Linked DNA regions of Homo sapiens: region 2 is linked to region 1. Evidence: chromatin loops called from intact Hi-C (ENCODE). Cell type or tissue: OCI-LY7. All regions are shown on one strand. Each heading gives the region's core, and the rest is flanking DNA. Links, peaks and the distances in the headings are about the cores only.

The links. Peaks named below come from ENCODE experiments on the same cell type or tissue, not always from the same donor. Only the 100,000 strongest peaks of a DNase experiment are listed, where the experiment ranks them.
Region 2: it touches region 1 in a loop (2.8-fold over the local background); 3 of 110 quality-filtered maps call a loop at or near these places.

Annotation. Positions count from the first base shown.
Region 1 is chr3:117,993,607-118,001,949 of GRCh38, reverse strand. LINC03051 (long intergenic non-protein coding RNA 3051) reads left to right here and starts at 4,371. Exons shown (of 3, transcript NR_182298.1): 1 at 4,371-4,768. RefSeq lists an enhancer at 4,154-4,700. In OCI-LY7, for the core only: CTCF peaks have their summits at 4,101 and 4,305 (motif pointing right); a DNase peak (open chromatin) is centred at 4,319; H3K4me3 peaks cover 1,079 bases.
Region 2 is chr3:117,599,262-117,607,604 of GRCh38, reverse strand. No RefSeq gene overlaps it. Among named protein-coding and RNA genes, the nearest start is that of LINC02024, 87 kb to the left of the region's middle. In OCI-LY7, for the core only: no CTCF peak of the experiment used is centred there; a DNase peak (open chromatin) is centred at 4,244; H3K27ac peaks cover 549 bases.

The sequences.
Region 1 (8,343 bases), core at 97-8,096:
GCCTAAAGTCAAGTAGTCACAGTATAATATAGGCAGGAATGAATGACAGTTGTATACCACTACAGGATGATAGTTCTCTAGTTTAGAGAAGGGGAAAAAACAGCTCTAATGTAGGAAGGGCAAAAATAGGCAACCCATCTGTTAAAAAAATCATCTTTCCTTTTTCAGCTCAGTGTCTCAGTATAGTATCCTAAGGGGTCTCTGGACAAAAGGCACTTCTACAGACATAGATCTAATTGTACTTGCAATGCAAGGTTTTTTTCTTTCTTTCTTTTGGCTTCTGCTGCTACTCAGAAAAGGAGACTCCAAATGAAAGAGGGGGCGGGGTAGGAAAGAGACTTCTAGGAATTCCTGGACTCATCAGAACACAAATCATCCTATGGAATGCAAATGACTTAACAGTAATACAGGGAAGCTTCCCAAAGCGAATTACAATCCCATTACTGAGAATTAGCAATGGAAGTTGACAGGCTTTATAAACTTTGAGATTTTGTTGGAGTGGAAGGCAGCTGTAGGGAGGGGAAAAAAATGCCCTCAGGTAAAAAGCTAGAAAGGGTTTCTATTATTTATTTTACTTACGCTATGTAAGTATGTAACTATGTGAATTTGTGACCAAATTAGCTTTTTAGAACAATAGTGATGATGGAGAGTTACATAATTTCTACCTGTGTATACAAATATGTCCTGTCCGTATATACAGGTATGTCTTCCACCATGATATTAAGAAGGATGTCATCCACACGAATATATAATAAATTGAACGTCAAAGAATGTGGGCAAAGTTTTGCATTCAGAAATTTCCAACAAAACATACTAAACACACACGCGCACACACACACAAATCTTCAAGTTTAGATTTCCTGAACTCTGGCAAGGTATCAGACTGACCTGTAGCCCCATGCACATGCAAATTAAAGCCTCTGGGGATAGGGCCTGAATGTCTGCTATTTATGCAATTTCTACAAGTTCTTTACCCAACCAATTTGAGAACCACTTTCCTATGTTGTAAACAGTGTACCTGAACTAAAGTGAAGGGCGTGGGCAGAAATAACATGGGATACATTCATTCGCTGAAAAAAAATGAATATTTATGCAAACGGTCTCTAAGCATATATTACATCTAAGAAAACTTTGATATCTGGACAATTGATATATGAATGCATAAGCTCCCTCTGACCACACGCAAACAAGTAATTATTCTACTGCTAGCTATACTCGAGAAATGTCTGCCCATCTAGCACTCTGCTAGGCTCTGTGATTAATACATGATAATTGGCAGCGGTGTTTACAAATCAATTTGGAAAATCATGACAAAGACATAGAAATTAATTAGGATTGATTATTTAAAGTAATACAGAAACAAACAGAAAGATATTATAGCCAGTAAGTATATATTGCAGGAAAATATCTAATTTAGGCATCAAGAACAATTTTGAAAGAATTTTAAAGAATTGTTGGAAGTCATTCTAAGTATAATGTAGGGAGATCACAAAGTCTGATGCAACACATTTTGTGGCTCTGGCAAATCCAAATATAAACTACAAGATTTAGCAAGTCATGCGATTTCCTTGAAACTCAGTTTTCTTATCTTATAATGAGGTTTGGACTAGACAAGTTGTACTCCATGGGCGTGGCTGGGGTGGGGGGAAATTAGTTTCCCAGGCAACATATAGGATTTCTGGAGATATTTTTGTTTGTCATACTTTGAGGAGAGGGGTCTGCTAGTGGCATGTAGTGGGTAGAGGTCAAGGACACTGCTCAACATCTTGCAATAAAAAGGACAGCCCCATACAACAAAGAATTATCTGGGCCAAAATGTCAAGGGTGCTGAGGCTGAGAAACTGGACTACATGAGCAAACAATTTCTCACAACTCTTAACACTTTGTGGTTCTTATAGAATGATTTTTCAATCATTAGAGGGCAAAAGAATCACCTAGATATACTAGTAAAATGCAGATTCCTGGACTCCAACATCCAAATATATTAATAGACTAGGTTGTGTGTATGACTAAGTAATCTGGAATTTTAACATGTACACTGTGATTCTATTGCATCTGGGTTCTTAAATTGATTGTATTTTGAGAAACCTTACTAAGACATGCATTAACATTGAAGAAATCAAGGTTGATCCTTGAAAAACAATACCACTAGACATTATTTATTAAGTACTTCATGAGTTATACTCACAAAAGTCCTTTGAGACTTTTGCAAGGTCTCTCCATTTGTTAAAGGCATGGTAGGACTTGAATCCATCTAGTTCTAGATTCAAAGTCTATGCTCTGGCCACTTGCAAATTGCCTCCTGAGAATGGAACAGACTTGGCAAGACAAACAAGCAGCAGATAAAGGAAGTGCATGGGGAAAAAAGAAGACTGAGCAATCTAGAAGAAAGTGTCTCCATTGGGGATTGAAAAAAAAATAAATTGTTAAAGGTAAGATAAGAAATTTCAGAAGACCTTACATTTTAAAAATGAAGAATCTGAATTCTGTCTGGTAGGTTAGTGTTTTTCAGCCCTGGTTGCAGATTAGGATGGCCTGAGATCTTTAAAATACTCCGGATGCTAGGGCTGCAACCCAAAAATTGTGATCTAATTGGTTTGGGGTGGGATGATGCGTCAGCAAAAGTCCTCAGGTGATTCTAGTATGGTTCTAGAAGACCATAAGGAGCAGCTATAACTCATAAGCAGGTGAGAGTCTTGAAGAAACTGTTAACAAGATTAACCTGGTGGTAACGTATAAACTAGATTAGAGCAGTGAATGGAGGAAAGGGATCAGGTAGAAGGCTATTGTAGAAATCTAGGGGTGTGGCAATAAAGACCCATACTAGAGAGATGGATCAGGAATGCTGCTAGAGTCAGGAGACCTCCTTCAGGTCTGCTAATGTTGCTTTCACTGGCCTATCGTATGTCATAAGAAAAGTCACTTAACTTGTCTTTGTCTGCATTTCCCACTAATGCTCGAAGAGCTAACATAGCCCTTGAACATATCACAGCATTAGAGATAATTAAAAGTATTTCAGAAAGTATAATGCACAACACGTGTTTATTATGAAAAAGGTGGCAGTAAAACTGAAAAAAAAACATAGAGACATCTTAGACACATTTACACATTGTCGTGGTGAGACTGATGATCAACTGAAATTGGAGAAGAGAGAATTAAATATACTTCTAAAAGTTCTTGAAGCCTGTGAAACAGGGAAGTTGGAAAAGGGGAATAATTCCTGAAGAAAATCACGTGGGTATAGATAAGAAGTTCTCAACTGGGTCAGTTTTTCCCTCCAGGGGGCATTTGGCAATGCCTGGAGATGTTTTTGGTTGTCATAACTAGGAGGATGAGGGTTGTGCTACTGTCAGCTGGTGGACAGAAGCTAGGGATGTTGCTATAAATCCTATAGTGCACAAGACAGCCCCACACAGTAAAGAATTATCTGGTACAGTATGTCAGTAGTGCCAAGGTGGAGAAACCTAGCATAGATATTACAAACAGTTGGAAGGGACCAATATTCATTATCATGTAAATACATGGATGAATAAAATGAAATTCAGAGATTGAATGACTTAGTTAAGGTCCCCAACGAGTGGAGGCCACAGTAACAGAACTGAAATCCAGCTTTCCTAACTACTAGTCAGTGCTCTTCAGAGCGGCCCCATCTGCCTACTCACCCAACTCAGCCCTGGCCCTGAGTCATCCAGTTTGAGATGCTTGGTACCCAGCTGGGAAGTCTAAGCTGAGGGCTAAGCACGAGGTTAGTGGTGGAGGTTTCCATCCTCGTGTAGCTGTAATAGACCTTTTATTTCCAAGTAACTTAAAGAAATTATAACAGAAGATATAAACCAAGAAGTGCAGAGGAACCCAGAGGGCTCTTGGAGGGAAGGTCAGAAGTGCCAGAATTGTTTTGACCCAGTGACTTTGAAATCAAATAAAAAGGAATGGCACACGCTGTGAAGCGCAGCATCAAAATCAAGTAGGATGAGGCTTCAAAAGGCCATTGGACTTTTTGGTGGAGGTCATGGTGACATTTGGAGAAAAATTTCCATAGAGTTGTTAGGAAAGCACTGGAGATTTCTGAGAGGGAGAGGAGCAATGAGGTGATGAAGATGTGCGGCTAGCATGTTCCAAGAGCTTCCTCGTGAAAAGGAGAAATTCAGGACTTATGGGACAGCAAGGTCAAGTCAAGGATTTAAGAAGGCAAGAGCTTCACCTGTGTTTGCTGAGAGCAGAGGGGACTTTGGCGGCGTTGGATAGACTTGGCACAGACACACAGCGAAGAAGAGCCGCGGCGATGCCGTTCTGTGAGCACTAGATGGCAGTAGCGGGGCCCTTTCGGCTCGGTTCGCGGTCCTATAAGGCGCTGCTTGTTTAAGTACATCGCATTTAGTTGAAGCTGCAGGGGAGTGAGGGAGAGGAGGATAGGAAGCAGGAAAGCGGGAGAGCTCGAGGGACAAGGGGGCTCGGTGTGTTTACACCAGGCACGGGCTACGAGCGTCCATCCCGGCCCCTGGCTTGCGCTCCCGAAGAGGAGAGCAAGGCTGTTCTGGGATCCGGCCGTCGTGCGGCAAGAGGCTTGTCTGTCCGGGTTGCCGGAACCAGGAGAACCCAGAGGGAAACCGAGGGAAAGGAGCGGCGCGTTTTACTAGAGAGAGCGCGAGCGGAAGAGGCGAGAGCAGGAGCGCGCGAGGGAGCATCGAGCGCAGCGGAGACATGAGGACCTACTGGCTGCACAGCGTCTGGGTGCTGGGCTTTTTCCTGTCCCTCTTCTCATTGCAAGGTAGGGGGAGGATTCCCTGACCCCTTGCGCCCCCTCCTCCCTGCCGCCGGGCTCCGGGGTGGTCGGTGGAGTAAGAAGCGCTCCGGTTCTGGATGGAACAGGGTTTATTTACAAGTCCTGCGGTGCGCTCCCTGCCCTGCCAGCTCTGCGCCCAGGCTGGGTCCTGAGGCGTGCGGGATTGTGCGGACAGACTTGCTGCAACATCGGTGTTGATGGGGAAAGAAGCCAGGGCTTGTGTGTGTGTGTGTGTGTGTGTGTGTGTGTGTGTGTGTGTGCGCGCGCGCGTGTGAACGGGGGGCAGGATAGAGCGGCGTGTTTTGTGTGTGTGTGTGTGTGTGTGTGTGTGTGTGTGTGTGTGTCTTGGTGGGGTGGGGGCTTTTGCGCGAGGTGGTGGCGACGGAGCTGGGGTTGCTCCTCTGTAAACTCCAAGAGCCGCGGTGGTGTTCGCTATCCCCGTGTCCCCGGTGCTGATATCACTGCATTCCTCCTCTTTCAGGAGGGAATTGGCATTAAGTTTAGGAGGCTAGGTATCCGCTTGGCACCTGGTACTTGTATCTCTCTGCAAAATAGCCCCACCAGATTCTTCTGCCCCGAGATGGAGGAGGGATGCGGGAGGGAAGGGAACGGTGAGTGGGGTGGGGGGAGGGGGACACGGGGAGGGGGGGAGGAGGAGAAGAGGGAGGGAGGAAGAGAGTGGGGTGGGGGAGAGAGAGAGAGAGAGAGAGAGAATGAATACGAGAATTCACGGGTAATCGCTGCGCTGGCTCATAATGGTCAATGTATTTCATGCTTGCAGGACAAAATTGCTAGCGCTGGGTGTTTACTTTGAAGGGATTGTAGGTTTCTATGTTTTGGGGAGGTTGTAAAATAAATTCATGAAGGTTAAAAATGAAAATACATACATGGTGTTTGCATTTCACTTACAAGCTGGCATCCAGAGCCCTCACTGATGTTAAACATACCTATAATACACGAAGTAATTCCAACATAAAAATATATTATCTTTTTAATCTTCCTGTCTCACTCTTCCTGCTCGTGAGAGGAACCTTGCACAATTAGCCATAGAGAGTCTGTGCTATATTGCTCTACCACTGACGGTTCTACTACATCTTCATGTTTGGGCATTCTGCCATCATTAGGACATTTACCCACGCACATCTCTCATGCTACAGAACACACTCCATTTACACACAGTGTACACATGCACACACAAAGACACATACGCACACACACTGCCTCTCAAGAACACTTGGCATGAAATGACCAGACTGGCAATCCTACTCCTGATTTTTTTCTGACAGCTGGTTGCTAATGTTACATTGGTGGGTTTCATTTTTCATTGCTGGGGGATATTTTGTGTAGCTATAAAGCCCTCTTGCTAAATGAAAAGAGAATAGACTCCCTGGCTGTTTACTGTTGAAGCATTGCAAGGGAATGAATACTATGTCGAAGTTATAGTTTAAAATATGCTTAGGGGAACAGCTGGAACTCACCCATAATACAATTACAAGTTACAGGTTCTAAAAACTTTCTCATCTCAGAACTCACTGACCCATTCCTCTCCTATCTAATTTGTGAGCTCTTGCAATACATGATTCTTCTACTAAGCATGTCTAAATGAAAAATAGAGTCCCAATCTTGCTTTGGCTTTTTACATTTTATTTCTTTACATTTTTTCCTTCAAAGCTCACAGGACTTTCTCTGTGATTTCAGATATTGCTGCAATTCAGCTTTTTCATATTGAGACATTAGCATCGTGACTGTACTATGCCAGCAGCAGAGGTTAATCCCTTTCCTTCCTATTCCATTTAACTCTAGGAATTTAGCTCTTCTGATAAAATGCTAAGAATGATGTCATGAATACATGCTCCTCTTAAGTTTGAGTAAAACTATGGGATATTCATTACTCAGCCATGGGGTCTTATGAGTGAAAGGTACTTCTAAAGGATGAGGAAGGTGTAATGGAACACGAAACCAGATAATTATATTTCAGGAGATCTTCTATTAAAAAAAAAAGCCCCCCAGTCTTTTTCAGTGATAACATAGTAAACTATAGTAACAATTCTCTGAATTTTCTGGTCTCATTTGGGCAAAGCAAATAGCTTTTCCTCCCCGGGAATATTGTTCTTTCTAAAGAGGAGTTTTCAAGATTTTGCTAAATAGAGTTTAGCACATTGTGGGAAGTGGCCTCAGTTCTCAAGCTTTGGGATCCCCCAGTGTGTGGCACACACTAGGCAGCAGTAACGTTGAGTAATGGGATAGGAGAAGAAGGCAGTGCAGCTGGATGAGGCTAAGAAACATGGAGATCACTCGCAAACAACTGCCATACACATTATCTCCTGCCATCATCATGGCAGGGCTTGAACTGTTTCCTGACAACATGCTCTCCTCTCTCTTACACATATGTACATGTGGACACACACGTACACACTCCTCAGTGTCAAAGTATGTGGCCCTTTTGAATTGGCCCCATCCCTTGTTTACTATCTCCATTCTTCAGCACAGTTGCTTCTGCTGTTTCTTACCATTATGTTCATGGATTCACAGATTAATGCTGTTCTTGGTGTTCATTGTTAATTAGAATACATTTGTTCAAGAATGTTTAATGTAAGTACTTGAGGCTATGTGGTTCTGAGGTGGAGGGATATTTACAGAATGATTTGGGCTTGCCCCATGAGAAAAAGACTATTTAGTCTAAGTCATTATTTTGTGACCATGGGCAAGTCGGGCATATATTCTTGAGGTTCAGTAATAATTATGTTCTGTTTTTCATGAATGATATAATAATCATTATCATTATTTTGAAATAGATCATAAAAGATAGCTTAGTCAAGATGTGTTCACATGTGAATAAAAACTATAGTTTTTTCTCTGTTGTTCTTTTTCCAAATATCCTAGAGTACTTTGATATAGTTGAGTATATTCATCTATGCAATGTCCTTGTGATGTTGGTAGGGAGAACTTCTAACCTTTTGTGCAATGACGAGAAGGTTATATAATGGCCCAGCCAGGTTTCATCCTTGATATCCTGGCAACTGTAGTTTATATTAATGACATCTCCATTGATAAAGGGTCTCTGAGGTTTCCAGAAGAAAGTTTTTTAGATATTCATGAGTGTACTAATATCATCAATTTACCTGTAACTTTGATTAAGCAAAGAAAGCAAACCCATACACACACACAAACAAACAAAAAAAACCACTTTTCTCAGGACTTTCCATTTGTTCCCAGCTTAGTTTGAGGTCCTGCTTCATTGGCTTAGATCTGGCCAGGTCTGTTTGTCATCTGGCATCTGTCTCTTCTTTCTCATGCTCCAGATCCAGAGCCAGAGAGCAGCCACTGCTTTGCTCTGAGGTTGGCTCTATTTTCTCCCTTTGGCATATGGGATGGCAGTAGCCCTGTGCCCTTTTGGTACTGCAGAAGAGATGGATTCCACTTGGCCCATCCCACCCCCATCTCTGGTTCACCTGGGCATGAAGGTTTCCTTGGCTTCTGCCTGCAGCCATATTTGGGCTGCTTCCAGGAGAAGAGAAGAATGTAGTGACACTGCAGCAGAGGCAGCTTAGCCGACAAAC
Region 2 (8,343 bases), core at 44-8,043, 390 kb after region 1:
CATTATGCCTTCCACTGATTAGAGATCAAAGATGAATTCTCTTTGTTTTTGTGGGGCAGATATTCTTTGACTATTTGACAACAGACTCTGAAGTTACATGTATGTGACTGCTGCCCTGAGTATTTTATTGAGCACTGCTTTGTTAGATTTGCCTGGGAAACTCTCCCCCATGTTTGGGTGAGAGAGAGATGGGGTGAAATTTTTCCACCTTGACTACAGCAGGAAGAGTCAGCTCTCAACTGGGGACAGAATCAACAGGATTTTTCATAGGCAGAGACATTGACTGTGTAATATCTGAGATATAACATGGAGTGGCCTTCTTATTTGTGACTACTAGGATCTTTCTTTCCCCACTCACAGTCTGGCATGCTATACATGTATCAATGTTTCAGGACTTTTTTCCTCAAACTGTCTTTGAGAACCTATTACTCTTACATGAGATTATTTGTTTAGACTTGGTTATCAGGTTTTTCAGCCCATGCCATTATTCTTTGCTGTCAGATTGCTTACTGTCAGAGCAGAAACAAGAGCTTAAAGTTTATTGCAGTTGCAACAAATTTAGGTAGGGTTAGCCACTCTTACATTCTTTTGCAGATCTTGACAAAAAGTGGTTGGGCTTTAATTATACAGAAAATTTCATCTATGTGTAACACCACCTTCTCTGGTAATATAAATAAGTGAGTTTCCTGCCATCTGTAGTACTTTTAAATTACGTGTAGTTTACCGAAAGTAACCTTTAGTTGATTCATTAAGCTATACCCATTGTTGAAAATTTATATTATCAACCAGAATTGTCTTTCCAGAAATACCCCTAAGGAACTCCATGGCCTGTTTCAACAAACAGTCATTGTTTAAGGGGGATCTCACCAGACTAGATGTGTCATTTCAATTTAAATATTTTCAGTGCTGCAGGTCACCAAAAGCTGGGACTGACATCTGCTTCTCTACCTATAGGTCTCCGTGCATCTTATTTTCACTGGCCTGTTTGCTCTTGTTCAAAGTAACTGTGAAGTCTCAGACATTGCAGGCATCTGAACTTGTTTTTCTACCTACCAAGCTTCCACTTTATAAAAAAAGTATTTTCTCTGTTTTAAGGACCTTAATTAAAAGGGATCTAAGTAGCTGAGGGATTACTATAGGATCCCCCTTATGAAAACAGAATAAGTCAAGTTATATGGGTTCAAATCTTAAAATAATGAAATTTCCTGCCCTTGGAGGATTAGATAATCTCACACATCAGATAGCTCAATGAAGAGATGAAAATCTTTTAAGAAGTATATAAATTCCTTTATACCTCTTCTGGAGTTGCAGACTGATGTTGTCCAGCATCCCCAGCTACTGTTTCTGCTGTGACACATATGACAGATGACATTCATATACTCAACACACTCCCATAGGCGTACCCAGATTTTGAAAAAACACCACAACATTTATAGTAAAGTCAAGCACTGCAATAATTCATAGTCAACATAATTATTAAAGTGGCATCAGTATCTGTTACTCCCTGTGGGCACCTCAGAAAGGCTGGATGTTAAGCATAAATAATTAATTTCATGCTAGCTGTACCTCCACCCCTATTTTCTGTCAGTCTGGAAAGAGCATGAAATTCCAATGAGTGATAATGACATAATTAAAGATACAATTTTGTATAATTCAAAATTGAATATAATTCTAAATTATATTTATTTTTTAAATTTCCAGACTTTAATATTTGATGATAAGTAGGGAATGACTTTCAGCCACATACCTCACAACCCATTAAGTCAAATGACCATTGATTTGGAGCCTTATGAACTGGGACTGGGGATACAAATCTGCCATATAATCCTGGGTGTTAACAGCAAACTCTTGGAGCCTCAGTATTGGCATCTACTAAAACTGAGATTAAAGGCCTTGACATCATTGAAGATTAAATGAGATATTTATTATACATATTTATTTTTATTAAATATGCTGATGTTTATACATTATTTGGTGCTTCACGATGGCACATTCACACCCTGTGTGTGTGCTTTTATTTGATAATCTTGGGACCTCTGTGAGGTACACATGGCAAGTATTCATTACTTGGTAGATAAAAGAACAAACTAAGGCTATGGCACTAAATTATTTGTCTAAGACCTACCTTTTTCCTATTCCAGTTTGAGTATACCCAAACAGTCCTTATCTCTAGCACTTATGCTTTTTATTTTTTAAAATCTCCATTGTGTAGTAACATATGCTCTCATAAACTAACATTCCTAAGGAGTTTCAGAGAATTTTTAGAACATCAGAAGTTATTACTATCTTCCTGTAATATACACTATTAAAATGAATCACTATGGAGGTAGAGGAAATAATTTATAATAGGGGATTAGATTTGAAGTCAGAAGAAGAAAAGATATAGGAATACATATACATTTTTATATGTAGAGAAAGGCTAATAATTAAGACTCAGAGGAATCACTCCCAGGGCCAGTTTTGACACTTTTATAAATGGTCTAGATGAGGGAATTCACACTAAAATATCTACTAAAAGCAGACTCTGATAAATTATTGACCTGACTTACTGTGCTGACAGTTTCATCTTTCCTAAGGTAGAAGATGTTTTGGGGGAATTGTAACTTTGGGCTTAATTCTAATCTCAAAGGAAAGCTAGCTAGAGATGTGGTAGGGAAACCCACAGAGACATATCTTAATTTTAGGTTTCTGCCAAGCCACCAAATCTGGTGGAGAAGATGAAAACATGGGTTGGGTTATAGTAAAAGAGGTATAACAATCCAAATAATATTAACTTACAAATTCACTTGAACCTGGAAAGAGGTCTCAAAGTATTTAACCTTAACAAGGCATGACCCTGCTCAAGATTTTTATCTGTTATTAACTGTGTCATAGAAGTAACTTTTCCATTATAAATAATAATGTGACAAGAGGTGAATATCAATAATGCATTAATGAGAATGAAGACTTAAAACAATGCTGACAGGCTAAACTCTTGGGCCAACATCAAGATGATTAAGTTGCAAGTCCTGATGATAGTTTTCGTTGTTGTTTAAATGACACCTCATGATGGTGGGGATGTTGCTAATGAGCTGATAAATTAGTTTAATCCTCCTGGAGGGAAATAAGGAAATAAACAACTGAAGCTCCAAAATATTCATAACCTCTAAACTTGCTACTCTATCAGAGAGAATTAGTCTAAGAAAATAATCAGGAACATATCTATTGACAGAAAAAAAAAAAAAAAAAACATGAATAGTCAGTCAGTCAAATTGTACCCCTGCCACAAGGCAATACTATACATCCATTAAAAATATGTTGTATTTACCTATTTATATGAGAATATATCAATGATAAAGCAGTTAAAAAGACTGTGGAAGAATATTATATACTTTATTTTTACAAAATAAATGTTATGCTTATGTAGATATGCAAAGACATGAAAAGAAATGTGTGAAGGGCTATCCAGGAGTATGTCTGTGGTTTCTCTGGTTAATAATTTTAGGAATAAAATTTTCTTCTTTATGTTTATTTATGTCTTCTAATTTTCCATAACATACATGTATTAATTTTATGATAAAAATATTATCCTGAAAATATAAGATTAAGGGGCGTGCCATTTAAAATGAAAACATTTTTCTGGTTATTTGGAGGACAGAAATTTCCACAGTGTGATACAGTAGCTAATAAAAAAGACTGTAACTTAGGTTGCATAAATAACAATAGAGTTTTAACAGCGGCGGGGGGGCTATGAGGGATGGAGGGATGTCACAGAGCTATAAACCCACAGGGTCCTGTGATCCTGCATTACAGGAACTACGTTTCAATAACAACTGCAGCAATATGTATCATTCATGGGGTGGCAACTTGTCATATAAAGAAAAGTTGCAGTAACTCAAGATGTTTTTCCCACAGAATTGACAAATTAGGGATCTAGGTACGATGAGCCAGGCTAACTGTGTTCAAGTACCTGAGGGATAACAGAATGAAAGAAATTCTGATTATCTCTAAACAAAACCTTAAATAAAACACTTGAGTAAATGGGCAGAAGATACAGAGAATAAAATATTCAGAAGGATTTCCTAATGTTTGGAAAACTGTGTGGCAGGCTAGAGTAGAAATAATTTCATTCCCCATCTTAGGCCTGTCGTTTTGGTTCCTCTCTGATGCAAGTGATTGAAAATCCTGCTCAAAACTATGTAAATCTAAAAGGAGATGTAGTGGCTGAGAAGTGGTGGGCTTAATCAAGCTTTAGTTTTGCAGAAGCTACATGCAGGGCTCTGATGATGCCCACAAAATTCACTTCCCCTCCTTTCTTGTGGTTTCATTCTGACAGCAGCTTGGTTTCATGATAGCCAGATGGCTACAGCCCTCTAGATTTCCCACCCTGTATCTCACGTCTAAGGAAAAACCTCCCTTATAAACGGTATAATGAAAATTCCAAACCTGATTTGCCTTACCCATAATTAGCTTCCTTTCCCACTCCTGAGGCAATTACTGTGGTCAGCTGGGTATGGGATAGTTGTTTCATTACAAAAGTCAGTCAGGGCCTACCCTTCCCCCAATTGAAAATAGGGTCAAACTCAGGCAAATTGCCTGGGCTGACAGTGTGGACAGGTTGTTTCTGAAAGATAATTCAGGCTAGTCTTCTATCTGGAAAAAAGACGTCTAGACAATGGGTTGCAAAAATGACAGACGTCTATTAAAACTAGGATGAAAAATGTAACTGGGTGATTTCTTAGGTTCTTTCCAATGCCGCAATCCTATGAGATTGCTATTCAACTTTGCAGTTGGCACTAAGGTTTGTGGGGAGAGGTATACAAAAGGAAACACAGAAGGAATTGTTGATGAACTCCAAGGAAGGTATGATCAGTACTCAAGAAAATATAGCAAATTAGTGCTGTGAGCAAGAAAAGGAATTGATGGGGAGTCCATTTAAAGCATAAATGCCCCTCCACAGTTAGGAGATTTTAAATTTTGAAAAAATTGGGATTTCATCAGCTAATCTGTTTCTCTTCCCCAAAGGACTCTCTGTTTTTACTTAACCAAGTATGCATTTTGTGCAGCTGTAATGCGGTGTCTGTGCATTTCTCTCTTGATGTCACCCCTCCTACTCCCCGACACACAACACCCATGCCTGGAAGTGTGCAAAAAGGAGAAAGAAGCAGCCATCTCTCCAAAACAGACTCCTCCCCACCCCCGCACTTATGCATATTCCAATGTGCCCAAAAATGTGATCAATCATAGATTATTTAGGTTTGACAAATGCTTTTCAAAATTCATGTGATCCCTGGAAGGGTTAAGGCTCATTCACACTCCGAGTAAATTGCTTTAATGAGATAATCAGATCACCAGCTCCTGAGGGCTGCCAGCTCAGCAAAATTTCTTCTGCAAATGTGCACTTTTGTTTTGAGAGTAGGAGGGGGTAGGGAAGGCAAGGATTTGGGAGCAGATGGTGATTTGGGGTATATTTTGGACAGCCAATAGACCTCTTACTTAAAGAAATGTAGGGAAAGGCAAAGGGAAGAACAGAAACCCAGGAGTCATGGATTTAAAAAGGGAGATAGATGCTAATAAAAACAATTTTGCCTAGAATCCTGTCAACTGCTCTACGGACCAGCTTGAATTAATGAACATCTCTGCTTCCCCAAGTCACTGCAGCTCCTCTAATGTCCTGTCATCCAATCCCCACCCATTTTCCACTTAAGAAGCAAAAAGAAATGAAGGAATAAATAGCCTGAGACAGAAAAAAGGAAGAATTTTTATTCATGTGCCTATCTCCTCTCTCTTTCTATTTCCAGTTCTATTTTACGTTTCAATCCCTAGGATTTGCCTTTTTTAGGATAACTACATTGCATCCCCCAGGAACACCAAGGCCAATGCCCTTGTACAAAACCTTCGTTCATCTGCACTATATGTGGTTCTGGTTGATGAACCTTAAAAGAGAGGAAATAGAGCTAGAAAAGGTCTGAAGAAGGGCAGATGAAATGATCAGAGGGATTTTTAAAAAGGGTGCTATGTGAGAGCAGATTAAAATGATTACCTTTCTACATGCTGACCTCTACAAAAAGATAAAGGGCATAGATAAGGTAAACACAAACTGGATGGGTAGAGCCTACAGTGCCATGGCCATGGGAAAACCACAGAAGCTAGCAGGTAGAGAGGTGCGTAGTTGGTAGATGCTACATAGCAGAGAGTACATTTATGCATTTCTCTATTCTTAAATAGTAAAAACTAAGTGAATTTAAACAGATTTTGATAACGTTACAGCTGAAAAACACATAATGAATTATCAAAAATAAGCCAGATGATGTTTACCAGTGCTTATTAACTGTTGCTGTGGATAATGTAAAATAGTGTTTTTCAAATCCATCAGTAGATCAGACTCACCTGGGGGTACTTTAAAACTATACATACATTCCCATAGTTCCAACTAAGACTTAAAAATAAAAATATCTAGGCATGAGACCTCAAAATATATATTTTAAAAGAGATTCTCCAACTGACTCCGATATGCGTAGGATTTGGGAATAGTGTTCAGAGGCTAACCCTGCTACCCCAGAAGGCAGCACTGTGTAATGGGAAAGTATCATGGCATCGGGAAGAACTAATTTAAATTCTGTCTCTGTTGCTTCCCTGGGTGTGACTTGGACAAGTTACCTACCCTCTCTGAGCCTGAATACATCTTACGGGGTGGTATATAGACTTTCTGGGGCATATTCGTGCTGAGTAAATGTTGACCTATGCATTCCCACTCCAACCACCAACCAGGTCTTCTGAGTCATTGAGCACAGAAGCCTGTGCTAGTGTGATTATGGATGTAAGGACATGGATAGTTCTTAGTATATCCAAGTGTTTGTCTCTGAGAGGGAGAGAAGACAGTTTTAAAGAAAACTGTGAATGTAGACATGTTGTCTTTTTCTCTTGACCCTAGCTCTTCCGTGCTTCCCATTACAGGTAGAATAGTGAAAGAAGAAATATATATTTCAGAACTATCAGGTTTAACTTACTGGATTCATGGTGTTTTGAGCTCATTTGTCAATATTTTAGGTTTTTGGCTCCTGTTGAGGCCTGTACCTTTTAAGATTAGTTTATTGACACTTCTGTGAAATTTAAACTAAAGGCAAAAACAAATCAGTGGGGATCTGAACGTGTGTGTGAACACCTGTTGGGCTGGGGTGTACATTCAAGTAGCTGTTGAGGAAACAGAAGATTCCCCACCAAGTTTCAGTTCAAATCTAGAGAAATGAACAGAGAACAGAAAACTAATGAATGGGAGGGAACAGGCAAAAAAGGGCTTCCTTCAAGAGGCAGGTTCAAATAAGGCAAACGCAGGTGTGCCAGGCTTCTGTGGAGCTGGCTGGAGAGGAATGTGAGGCAATGTGAGACAGGGGGAGGAGACAGGCTGGATCCTGCTCCAGAGCCCAGTAGGCGTCATGGCTGCTGCTGGGCCTTAGGACACACAGCTGTTTTCAAATTCTGTTTCCTTGAATGGAAACACAGACTTGTAGGGAGAGAGATCTGTTTTGTGTGGTGAGCAGGAAGGAATGGGGAGGCAGTGAATCTGTGCTACTGAAACTTCCCCAGTGCCACTCCAGAGAATAGTGTGTCCATTTTCCTGAGCCTGTCTTCTCCCAGACATCATCTGATTTGGAGCCTCTCAGGGATTCTATTCAGCAATCTCTATTGTGTACCCATTTCTGTCCCAGACCCAGAGCTGATCGTTGAGGAAGGTTCATACCTCATCATGAAGCAGAGCAAGAATTTTCCTGTTATGTTGCAATTGTGTTCAACACTCAAAGCTCAGGTCAAAAAGTGCTAAGTATCCATATTCTAGATTCCAAGAGCCACCATCAATGGTGATCAGACATTTCCCCAAGGAATTTACTGAGAGGATGCTCTCTGAGGTGAAGCAAAATCAATTCATTGCCCACTTCGCTTCTGACACCTCCACCGTACACACACAGACACATAGAAACACACATCACTGTAAGAAGATTAAGACTCTCAGGTGAGGGGAAATAATCAAAGTTTAGAAAGCGCAGATTTATTTTATTCTACAGTTGGTTGGGATTTGGCCACCTGTTCTACTGATCTGACTCTTTACAACTTGAAGTAGAGATATTTGGAGGGAGATGGCAAGACTGTGAGATCACCTCAGAGTGGCTCCTGCTCTCCTACTATTTGGCATGTGCTATAGATTGAACCTTTGTTTTCTCCCCCACTCTTACAAGATTCATCTGTTGAAATCCTAACTCCCAAGGTGATGGCTACTTGGAGGAGGGGCCTTTGGTAGGTGACTAGGTCATGAGGGCTCTGCCCTCATAGGATTAGTGTTCTTATAAAAGAGACCCCAGAGATCTC